Regions from separate parts of the Homo sapiens genome. Here region 2 is linked to region 1. The links are chromatin contacts, found by Hi-C or POLR2A ChIA-PET in ENCODE. All regions are on one chromosome and are shown on one strand. Each heading gives the region's core, a stretch centred on a gene start or an enhancer-like site at or near the end of the contact. The rest is flanking DNA. Distances are from core to core; before and after follow the strand shown. Region 1 has its middle 35 kb from the start of LINC01895. Region 2 overlaps DLGAP1 (DLG associated protein 1).

Region 1 (5,897 bases), core at 2,157-4,656:
AAAAAACAAATCCATTCAAGGAAAATGCCACTTTCTTCCATGAGTAGCATGCCCACTGTACTTTTATACACAACTTCATGTGGTCTATAACTTCATAAGGTTAACAAACAAAATCTATATGCCTTTTTTCACGGGATAAAAATCAATGTTTTTCTTGTATCATTGTAAAACTGAAGCTCAATTCATAATTTTTTATGTACATAAGTCTACGAGAAAAAAATATTTGAAGGAAATTGATTCTAGAATCTAGAAGTTCTTCCTCTATGTAATGCATATTAATGTTTAAATACATTTATAGTTAAAATTCCAAGTATCTTGATTCTTTAGAATTTAAAATTTCATTACTAGTTTTTTGTTTTAGCACATTGTGGTCAGATAATGTGTGCTATATGTTTTCTGCTTTTAAATTTTATCAGTATTTTCTTTGTTGACTAATACATTTCATTTACATCGGGAAAAAAGTATATTCTCCATTGTACAACATAACATGCAGCTATTAAAGTAAGCTTGTTGATTTTACTATAACATCCATAGTCTAGTTTATCTGTTGCTTGTGAAGTTTGTCAGAGACTGAGAATGATATATTAAAATATCCCATACTATAGTCCCAGCTACTTGGGAGGCTGAGGTGGGAGGATTGCTTGAACCCAGGAGATTGGGCCTGTGAATAGCCACTGGACTTCACTCTGGGCAACATAGTGAGACCCCCCCACTCTAAAAATAAATAAATCCTGTAGCATGCTATTCATTTCTTCTTCTGCATTTATATTTGGACACAATAGTATTCACAGTTTCCAAGTACATGAAGTGTAACCTTTATTAACATATGGGACAGTGGTTTCCTTTCAGGAACAGCTGGGTTCATGGGTGTGACAAAAGTAAAATTAAACTTTAAATTTTATAAGGTTCTGTATTATCTCTGCTTCCTAGAGTATGGTTTCTCTCTCTCAAAGATAAATAAGCAAAAAATACAGTGAAATAAAATAGCCATTTGTATCTCATTTGAGGCTTTTGCCTTGATTTCTTCTCTGTATATTAGTATTGTTATCATTGCTTTATGTATTTGCTTTTTGTTTAGGCATGTTTGATAAACCTTTGGCCATCTTTTCTTTTCTTATTTATATCAGAAACTACAGGATAATTCAATAGTAAAAAATGTATTACTGGCATGGTGTGGTACTCACGCCTGTAATCCTAGCACGTTGGGAGGCCGAGGTGGGAGGATCACTTGAGATCAGGAGTTTGAGACCAGCCTGGGCAATATGGCAAAACCCCATCTCTACTAAAAATACAAAAATTAGCCAGCTGTAGTGCCCGTGATCCCAGCTACTTGGGAGGCTGAGGCACAAGAATCACTTGAATCTGGGAGGGGGAGGTTGCGGTGAGCTGAGATTGCACCACTGCACTCCAGCCTGGGTGACAGAGCAGGACTCTGTCTCAAAAATAGAAAAGAAAGAAAGAAAATGCGTTACTATAATGTGTTATATTAATAGTCCAATACAGTTTTTTTTAAAGCAGCATATTTAAGAAAGCATAAAAAAATTCAGCATCTGCACTTTTAAGTTGTTAGAAAACTAGGAAAGAAAGCACTTTTAATGTTTTCTGATTTTTTTTTTTTTTGAGACAGTCTTGCTCTGTTGCCCAGGCTGGAGTACAGTGGCGCAGTCACTGCTCACTGCAACCTCCGCCTCCCGGGCTCAAGTCATCCTCCTGCCTCAGTCTCCTGAGTAGCTGGGATTACAGACATTAACTAGCTAGTTTTTGTATTTTTTGTACAAAAATGCCTTGTCTGCCTTGGCCTCCCAAAGTGCTGAGATTACAGGCTTGGACCACCGCATCTGGCCTCTGATACTTGTTTTTAATGGTAACCCTATAAAATACCATACATTTGGAGTTGGACGCTGTTTTTTTCAAGTCAGTCTGAGAATTTTTGTCTTTTCATAAGGAATTTAATTTATTTATACTCATTGTTATAACTGATAGCTGATCTTTCTTGTGTTATTTTGTCTCATAACTGATTTTTAAATTCTGCCAGTGAGCACCTTTAAGTTTTTCAAATAAATCAGCATTTCTCTAAACGACAAAACCAAAAGTGACATGGTGCTATGCCCAACTCTCTACCCCCATTTAAGATAAGAAACATAATACATGTCTGCATTTCTTAACAGCCAAGTGTTCCTTGGTCTTTGTTACTATAACACATGCGTTTAAATCCAGATCATTGTTACTTTCATATTTTTCTATTATATGTCATTTCCTTCAATATCTCCATGAATACAGCTGTAAATATTAACAAAATATTAACAAATAAAATCCAACTAATAAACAAAAAGGGTAATATATCCTCACTAAGATAATGCAAGCTTGGCCTACTGTTTTTTAAAAAATCAATCAATGCAATTCACCGTATTAGCAACAACGTAACAACACAAAAAGGAGAAATACCATAAGGATATTTCAAAAGGTGCCAAAAAATGGCAAATGATATGAATGATTGATCGTTTGTTATAGTCCCAATAATACCTGAAATCTGAAGCTCTGCTTTTTTTTTCTTTCTCTGTCATTAGGTTAGTCATTTCTTTTGTTCTGTCTTCAAGTTCACTAAATCTTCACTTTGTCACTTCCATTCTGCTATTGAGTCCATCTGTGAGTTTTAAAAAAAGTTTGATTATTGTATATTGCAGTGCTCCCCAGCTAAAATAACAATACAAAATTAAAATATTGAAACTTACAAGAGCAAAGAGAATGGGAAAAGGAGACAGCAAATATCCACAGATATTTGCAAGGTGGTAAACTTATGATGGAATTTCCACTACCTTGGCAGGGAATTTGGATGCGCTCCTAACCCTGGCAGAGCAGGGCACCATGAGAAGTAAGACAATTATCTAGAGAAACTGAGAAGCCCAGGACTCAGAGGCACCAGGAAAGGCTGTATGGAATGTGGGTGTCTTCAAACAGAGCCTGAGAAATGTGCTCCCATGCAGATCGTTGATGTTGGGAAGTGGTTCTAATGGTGGGAAGGACTGGACAGGATGAAATAGGGGAAGGGTGCATTTTCAAACTGTTCATTGCTTTAGGTAACTGGAGTATAATCCTGCTGGAAAGTCTCTGAGAAGCCATGTATAATTCACCCTAGAATTGTCCCCTGGCAGGACAGAAGAGGATACTATTTATCAAGTATCTCCCAATCCCCTCAGATCAAAGGTCATTACCAGGTGGCACATGTGTCAGAATGACCCAGCAGAAACTGAGCCACGTAAGAGCAAAACCATGCTGCATTCATAAGTATTAAATCGGGTTTAGCCCAAAGCAGCTTGCTTACATATTTTAACTTTGGCCTAAAGGTTTCTTTGTACCTAGTGAACCATAACCTAAATGGAAGAGTAAACAGACTGTAACCTACTCTTGTGCCAATCACCAAGTTTTGGCAACTTAAAGGGGGCCAACTGTTCAAACCGTGTTCAGATAAGGCAAACACGGAGCTGTAACCAATCTGACTGTTTCTGTACCTCACTTCCATTTTCTGTTCGTCACTTTCCTTTCTCTATTTACGTCTTTCCAACACGTGGCTGAGCTGGAGTCTCTGAGCCTCCTCTGGCCCGGAAGGCTGTCCAGTTCACGAATTGTTCTTTTCTCAATTAAAGTCTGGTAAATTTAATTTGGCCAAGATTTAAGATCTCTTCCAGCTTTAAAATTTCCTGACCCCAATTTCATCTTCTCATTCACCATCCAGCCATGCAACATGATGGCCCATTATAGCCAAATTCCAACAAGGTAGAATGTTTGCTCTTTACAATTTCCTTAATTTACCAAAAGCATAAACTTCAGGCCAGGGGAATTTAACTGCATTAATTGTCTATTACATGTGGTCCAAAATAATTACTGTGTTTAAAGTACTAGAAAATAACTTACAAGCCTCAACATAAAATTTCACAAGACAAGGTTGAGAAAAGAAAAGCTGGGCTCGGTGGCTCACGCCTGTAATCTCAGCACTTTGGGAGGCTTAGGCGAGTGGATCATGAGGTTAGGAGATTGAGACCACCCTGGCCAACATGGTGAAACCCCTTCTGTACTAAAAATACAAAAATTAGCTGGGTGTGGTGGTACGTGCCTGTAATCCCCGCTACTCCGGAGACTGAGGCACGAGAATCGCTTGAACACGGGAGGCGAAGGTTGCAGTGAGCGGAGATCCTGCCACTGCACTCCAGCATGGCGACAGAGCAAGACTCTGTCTCAAAACAAAACAAAACAACCTTCTTTCTTTCCTCTTTTTTCAAGAGTCGAGGTCTCACTCTGCCACTCAGGCTGAAGTGCAGTGGTTCGATCACGGCTCACTGCAGCCTCAAACTCCTGGATTCAAGGGGTCCTCCTGCCTCAGCTTCCTGAGTAGCTTGGGACTACAGGTGTGAACCACCATGCCTGGCTAATTCTTTACATTTTGGGGTTATGGGGAACAAGCCCTCCCTATATTGCCCAGGCTGCTGTTGAACACAAGTGATCCTTCCACCTCAGCCTCCTGCTTGTCACTGGGATTATAGGATTGAGCCACAATGCCTGGCTTAGAAAACATCTATTATCTAAGGAATGCGAGTCCTTTTAAATTATCAGGACCAGAGAGCCATTGAAATGAGACAGCAATCACGTCCCCCTTAAGCTATGTATTTATCTCTTGAAACTGTTTGCTGTTGTCACAAGTAGCTATAAATTACCCTAATAATGCCACCCTGGACACTATAAGCCACACCCTATAGTTTAGCAGTGTATAGCCAGTCACTAATCCCTGTTATTTCTGTAAACCAAAGAGAATTCCTTACAACAACTTTGTATGAGCTCACTTCCCATCCCTCTTTTTTGCCTTTAAAAACTTGCTTGTAACAAAGGCTGGGCGGAGCTCACATTCAACGTTTCTTGGGTCTAAATCTTCCGGGCAGCTGTCTACACTTTGGCTCAGGTAAACTCTTTAAATCTTATTTTGTGCCACAGCCTCTTCATTTTATGTCGACAACGTAAGACAAAGACAATGTTAAGCAAAAATATGGATAAATTAAACATGCATAGTAAATAACCTTTTACTAGAGTTTTCTTAATGTAATTTTTCCCGTTTTCTTTTGAAAAATTTTGAACCTATAGACATGTTAAAAGAATAGCACAGTGGGGAAGGGGGAGGGATAGCATTAGGAGATATACCTAATGTTAAATGACGAGTTAATGGGTGCAGCATACCAACATGGCACATGTATACATATGTAACAAACATGCGCGTTGTGCACATGTACCGTAAAACTTAAAGTATAAAAAAAAAAAGAATTGCACAAAGAACTTCCCTCATTATGCTATATTCCTATTTAATTCCTAAATCCTAAGAAAAAGGATCTTTTCCTATATAACCGCTTCACCTTGATCATATTCAAGAAATTGACTTTGATATACTATTATCAAAAATTTACTTACTATTGAAATATTTAAAATAACCACCAATAATCAAGTTTCACCAGTTGTCCCAATAATGCTGTTCATAAACTCTTCTTTTTTAAAAAATCAGGGATTCAGTCTAGGATCAAGTATTGCTTTTAACGTCATATAGCTTTCATCTCCTTTAATTTCAAGCGGTTCTGCTGCCTTTTTTTTTTTTTCTTTTGAGATACAACCTGTGAAGTGTCCAGGCCAATTGTTTTGTAGACTGTCTCGGAATTAAATTCAGATTATTCACTTTGGCCTGCCCAGGTGGTAGTGTGCTCTTCTCATACCAGCAGGTGTGTCAAGTCAGTTTGCCCTAACATCAGGGATGTCATATTTGATCATTTGGTTAAGGTATTATGTGCCAGATATCTTCCTCTCCTCTTTGCAATTAATCAATAACCTGTGATATTTGGATTAGTGTATATCCACTGGGTCCC
Region 2 (5,897 bases), core at 2,195-4,694, 160 kb before region 1:
TGAGACCAGGGAGGCAGAGGTTGCAGTGAGCTGAGATGGAGCCACTGCATTCCAGCCTAAGCGACAGTGCCAGACCTTGTCTCAAAAATAAATAAATAAATAAATAAATAAATAAATAAAAGCAAAGTACACATTTTTTTTTCCAAGTACACACAGAGCATTTAACAAGATAGACAATATTTTGGCCCAAAAAACAAGTTTCAATAAATTTTCAAGGGTTCAGGAAAAAGTACGTTGTCTGACCACAATGGAATTAAATAGAAATCAATAGCTAAAATATATTTGGAAAATCCCCAAATTTTTGGAGACTAGGTAACACACTTCTAAGTAGCCCATGGGTTAAAGAAAAAAATCAAAAGGGAAAATAGAAAGTATTTTAAACCTTTCTTATAGGGCATGACTGCTGGCGATGAATACTTTCAGCTTCTTTTTATTTATTTATTTATTTTTCTGAGATGGAGTCTCGCTTTTTCGCCCATGCTGGAGTGCAGTGGCACAATCTCAGCTCACCACAACCTCCACCTCCCGGATTCAAGCAATCTCGCGCCTCAGCCTCCCAAGTACCTGGGACTGCAAGCACATGCCACCACACCTGGCTAAGATTTGTGTTTTTAGTAGAGACAGGTTTCGCCATGTTGGCCAGGCTGGTCTTGAATTCCTGACCTCAGGTGATCCACCCACCTCAGCCTCCCCGGGTGTTGGGATTACAGGCGTGAGCCACCGTGCCCGGCCTACTTTCAGCTTCTGTGTATATAAAAAAGTCCTTATTTTGTCTTCATTTAAAAAAGATATTTTTGCCACATACAGCACTCTAGATTAATGGCTATGTTTTTGTTTGTTTGTTTGTTTGTTTTCTAAAGAGGAATAAAGATATCCCAGTCTTGGATAGTCATGCATTGAACAGTACTTAGGTGAATATGCTATTGGGACCCGTGCAGATCTCAGACCTTCACTCTGTGCAGTTCTCTCCTCTTCCATACACTGCCATGCAAATTCCAGCTGCCTTGTCCTCCTCGTACCCCTAGCAATGTCTCATTAGTCAGGGAGACTGCCGACTCCCCATGGGGACCACTCCCTGGAAACTCGCTCCAGTCAGTCAAAGGCCCCATTTGTTTCCCATATCTCAGTGATCACTGTTCTTCATTGTCTGATATCAAATGTCTTGGAAACAGTTGTTTCATATATTTTGCCAGGTTTTTAGTTGTTTCAGATAATATAGTAAGTTCAGTCATTCTTACTCCATCATTGCCATGCACAGAAGTCGTCCATATAGGTTTTATCTGGCCTATATGTAAGTAAGGCAAGCCCTGTTATTTAGCACTACTCTCTGGCTTTGAAGGTCTTGGAATGTATTGGAAAAATATTGGAGTCATGGGGCCGGATGAGGTGGCTCACACCTGTAATCCCAGCACTTTGGGAGGCCGAGGTGGGTGGATCACGAGGTCAGGAGATCGAGACCATCCTGGCTAACAGGGTGAAACCCCGTCTAAAAATACAAAAAAATAGCCAGGCGTGGTGGTGGGCGCCTGTAGTCCCATCTAAGGGGGAGGCTGAGGCAGGAGAATGGCGTGAACGCGGGAGGCGGAGCTTGCAGTGAGCCGAGATCACACCACTCCACTCCAGCCTGGGTGACAAAGCGAGACTCCGTCTCAAAAAAAAAAAAAAAAAAAAAATTGGAGTCATGGGAACAAAAGAGTATTCTAGTTTAGAGATCCAGATTGAAAGTCGCTTTACCTCTCTGTCTCTAAAATTTGGGAGTTGACTACTATTAACAACAATAACATTTTTTGGTGTAAGTTCTCTGATTCAACACCATCAGTGTTTCCTCAACTTTAGGGTTGTGTTACATATAGATAGAGACTCCTAGTTGAAGTTTAGGACCTATGTCCTGGATTTTGCCTTTCTGCTTATTACTATAGTTCCCAGGTAGCTATATTGCTGTCATAATCTCCACTTCAGAAACAAGAGATAAGTGTGAATAAGTGTGTGGTACAGGTTCTGGCTTCCTGCCTCCATTCCAACTCGGCTACGTTTCCTAAAGTGAGATATTTCTGATGTAATTTGTAATAATTTATAAAGCAATCATCGCCCATCTTCACAACTGAAAGTGTTAAGGGGAGGCAGAAACTTTGCAATTGTATACTCCTTAGTTCCTTACTGACAGTGTCAAACTGACAAGTGACAACTGTCATTCTTGGGGGTATGCAAAGAAGCTACTGGTCTCATAACAATGTTCTGGAAAGCGAATTCCAGGATGTTATTTTTCTGGTGTATGTATACTTAATATTTTCATCTGTGCCTTTACAAATGATTTATCCACTGTCTGAAATCTTTAGAGATCATCCAAGTGGAATTCAGTGTTGCTGCGAGAACTCTTTTCCTTCAGCATCCAGAAAATCAGAAGAGAACACTTTTCCTAGAAAAAGGGATGGCAAACTACTCTGTGGCCTCTTTTTCTGCCTCATCAACTCTCCAGCCTTATCAATTTTTAATAAACAGGTGAAATTGACTAATAGTGAATGTCTAGAGCAAGCTTTGTGTGTTCAGAGGTGTGTATACCTAAAGGGAAAGCCAGGATCTTTTCATTTACATCAGTGGGGTGGAAATGGGAGCAGATGCGTATTTTGATGATTTGCATAAAAGTTTCTGCTCTTTCTGATCTTCTGTTGGTGGAGCAACCTCCTTCTCTCCTAGTATACCTTTTATACATTACACATAACATTTAGACCTCCAGGACATACTTAATGTGAAAGAGAAAAAATGCTGGCATTAAATATGCCTGTGAATGGCACCTACCATTCCAGTAGATCTGTGAATGCACAGACTGAGTCAGAGGTGTTGAAGGAAAGCCCCGGTGACATATTATGAGAGCCACTCCTCGTCTCTAGAAACAAATGCCTCAGTGAATAGGACTGTTACCCCTTTTTTTTTTTCCACCAATATTGCCTCTGTTTCCATTTGCATTTCCAGAAGTGACCCAATTCTGAGTTTTTAAAATCTTCCTTGCTTCACACATCAAAGCTCACAGCCTTCGTAACTGGGTGGAACAAGCAAGTGGAAAGGTAGCATTGTTTTCTCTTATAGCACAATGTCAGCTACTATAAAAGATCTCTTTTGATCGCAAGGGACTTAAATATGTAAACTTTAGGGCTTGTAGTGATTTGTGCCTTTTCAACTAAGCAGGATATTAAAACATAAAGCCAAAATTGAGGCAACATCTGACAGCCAGTTCAGGGACCACAGACTTGGAAAGACCTTTGGCAATCAAAAAACATTGCTTCTTTGTCAACCCAGGAGCTTTGGATCAGTCCCCACTCTTCAAAGTTTCCTTGGAGTACCTCACAGCCCAGTACCCACCCTTGAAATTGCACTTGAAAAGTAATCTCTTTTCTTTGCCAAGTTAACAATATCATGACCTAGCCAAATAGTTCCTTACTGTACACCTGAGTTTTAAAGGCGTGGCATTCAGGCGTTTCAAATTTCAAAAGCCTGAAACTTGGCATAACTCCTGATAAGCCTCACAGCTTCCTTTTTTCTTTTCTTTTCCTTTTCTTTCCCTTCTTCTTTCTTTCTGCCATCCCTCCCTCCTTCTCTTTCTCTCTCTCTTTCTTCCTTTTTATGTATTTTTCAAAATAACTTAGTGTGCAGAAAGAAAACCATCGGACTTACAAGCCTACAGCCTCCATTTGACAAGACTCAGTAAAACATAATTGTTAGTGAGACTGCTCATGCTTTGTTAGTTACCTCGGGTCAGTAGCCAAGGAGTGACCTAACCTTCCAGTTGCGGAGGTAAAGCAGTTCCTTCTGGGGGCACATTCAGTTCAAGGATGTTTTGTTGAGACTCCTAACCAGGGTTCCTATAGTGACAGCCCATCAAAGGTATTAGCACCTGCCCAGCTGGTGCTAAAAAGAGGCTGGCAGCATGCTGGGCCCTCTCAGAAGTTACCAGATGACAACACGTCCACTCTCATTATTTTCTATTTCCTCCCTTTATTTTATTTGAGAAAAACATCACAATTATTTGGGGTAGAGAAAATTTTTTTATAGAAAGCCTATCCTATTTTCCTTTACTTTAAAGACATCTTCAAGCATGATGTATTTAAGCAAAGGAATGATGAACATAGAGGATTTGAAATAACAGATGGATGTTTGTCTTGAGATAGTTTTAAAATCTGGTGATAGGACAGTGCTAACCGTATATAAATGGAGGGTAGGAGGGTTCCTCCCACCTGAATTTTTGCACAAGGGATGCTTATGCCTGCGCCCTCCCATGCATGATTCTAATTTGGAAGCTGATCCAAATTAGTAAACCTAAGTAAACCTCTTTTGGGGGAGCTTGAATTTTTTTTTTTTTTTTTTTTTTTTTTTTTGACACAGGGCCTCACTCTGTTGCCCAAACTGGAGTGCAGTGGTGCAATCTCGGCTTACTGCAGCCTCTGCCTCCCGGGTTCTTCAAGCCATTCTCGTGCCTTAGCCTCCCGAGTAGCTGGGACTATAGCCACGTACCACCATGTCAGGCTAATTTTTGTATTTTTAGTGGAGACGGGATTTTGCCATGTTGCCCAGGCTGGTCTCGAACTCCTGGCCTCAAGTGATCTGCCCGCCTTGGCTTCCCGAAGTGCTGGGACTACAGACGTGAGCCACTGCACCCAGCCAAGCTTGAATTCTTGATCTCGGTCTCCTCACGCCCGTGCCTTATTTTGATCTGTCTTTTATTTTATGTAATGAGACATCTTGGTTTTTACATCAGTGAAAGGGTGCCATTTCATAAAATACCAAGATGGTTGCACTTTCTAGGAGTAGCATTTCAGATCCCACATATATTCAGCCTTGACAGAAGGCTTAGTTTAAAATGTCTAAAGGCATGTACAAAGAAAGAAAGAATAGCAGAGTGCTAGCATTGCTCTCTTTGAAACTGGACTTAGCCTTGAAAAGCAGCCATTATGTGAATGAGAGGGATAAAGACGCTAAGCAGAGGCCAGGGGATTCTATGATGGAAAGACTAAGCTACTCTCCTAAAAATAAGTTCATGACTTGAGTCTCATCAGTTGAGTGTCTTGTAGTTCCAAAGCATGGATGTCATAAAGATAATGACTGTGCTTAGTTTTTGTGCACAATTTCTTTTGTTTAACTGCAACTCTATCAGACAGGGGGACAAGAATGGAACCTCTTCAGTTTACCCATATATGTTTTGATTTGTAACTTGCTGTACAGAAAAGTTGTAGGAAGTGGGAGAGGGTAGAAACTCCTCTAGTTAGAAATATAAACTTGTTTCATAGAAGGAACATAAAGCAACAGCAGAAGTGAATGCTAACAAGTGACTTTCTTCTGGCTATTCAGAACAGACAGAGTATTGTGTTCCATACTGGTTGATCCAGTCTTTGCTTTCATGGTTTTCTGCTTCTTGGGCCAGAATATTGGCCAGCATTTTTCAGAAGTTGTAATTATTACACACTGTGCCTGCAGGGGCATGAAGAGCCAAGGAAGCTTCAAGATTGAAAACTGTGGGTTGGGAAACAGCAAGCCACTGGGTTCAGCTTTTGGGTTGATATCATCAACGAGGAACTGATCAATTCTTTCAAAAAATAAAGAAATTAATCTAGGGACCTCATTTTGTGTTCCTATCAAAATTGCAGAAAAACAATAACAACTTGACTGCACTCTTCACCCAAAAGGAACTTTGCTTATGAAAGACATAAATCATTTTGTAGAGCAGAACATTCTTTGAAAGCTCTGAGTAGAAGAAAGCACTTGCTTAAGGAACTTAATTGATAGAAACTAGCAGGTTGGACAGGGCTGCCTGAGTTCAAAGGCGCCGCTTTTAATCCCAAACCATTTTAATTTTACTTAACTTTTCTTTCTGAGTGACTACACTGCAAACTGCAAACTTCTATTAA

What was found. A loop is a pair of places that touch in the nucleus more often than their neighbours do. ChIA-PET counts read pairs that join two places held with the same protein, here RNA polymerase II (POLR2A). Pooled maps may share reads with other maps.
Region 2: a loop to region 1 is called in a pooled map, with 2.6 times the contacts of the local background. The contact joins two enhancer-like sites. A Hi-C loop is called at or near these places in 7 of 50 pooled maps. POLR2A ChIA-PET finds 5 or more read pairs at or near these places in 4 of 52 experiments (GM12878, OCI-LY7, T-cell and 1 more).

What each region holds. Positions count from the first base shown.
Region 1 is chr18:3,382,425-3,388,321 of GRCh38, reverse strand. No RefSeq gene overlaps it. Among named protein-coding and RNA genes, the nearest start is that of LINC01895, 35 kb to the right of the region's middle. RefSeq lists enhancers at 2,389-3,588, 3,289-3,658. Within about 2 kb of position 3,406, at least 3 of the 41 ENCODE cell types and tissues checked have a DNase peak (open chromatin) inside an H3K27ac peak, as active enhancers do.
Region 2 is chr18:3,538,943-3,544,839 of GRCh38, reverse strand. All of the region lies in intron 9 of DLGAP1 (DLG associated protein 1), which reads left to right. Among named protein-coding and RNA genes, the nearest start is that of DLGAP1-AS1, 52 kb to the left of the region's middle. Within about 2 kb of position 3,444, at least 6 of the 41 ENCODE cell types and tissues checked have a DNase peak (open chromatin) inside an H3K27ac peak, as active enhancers do.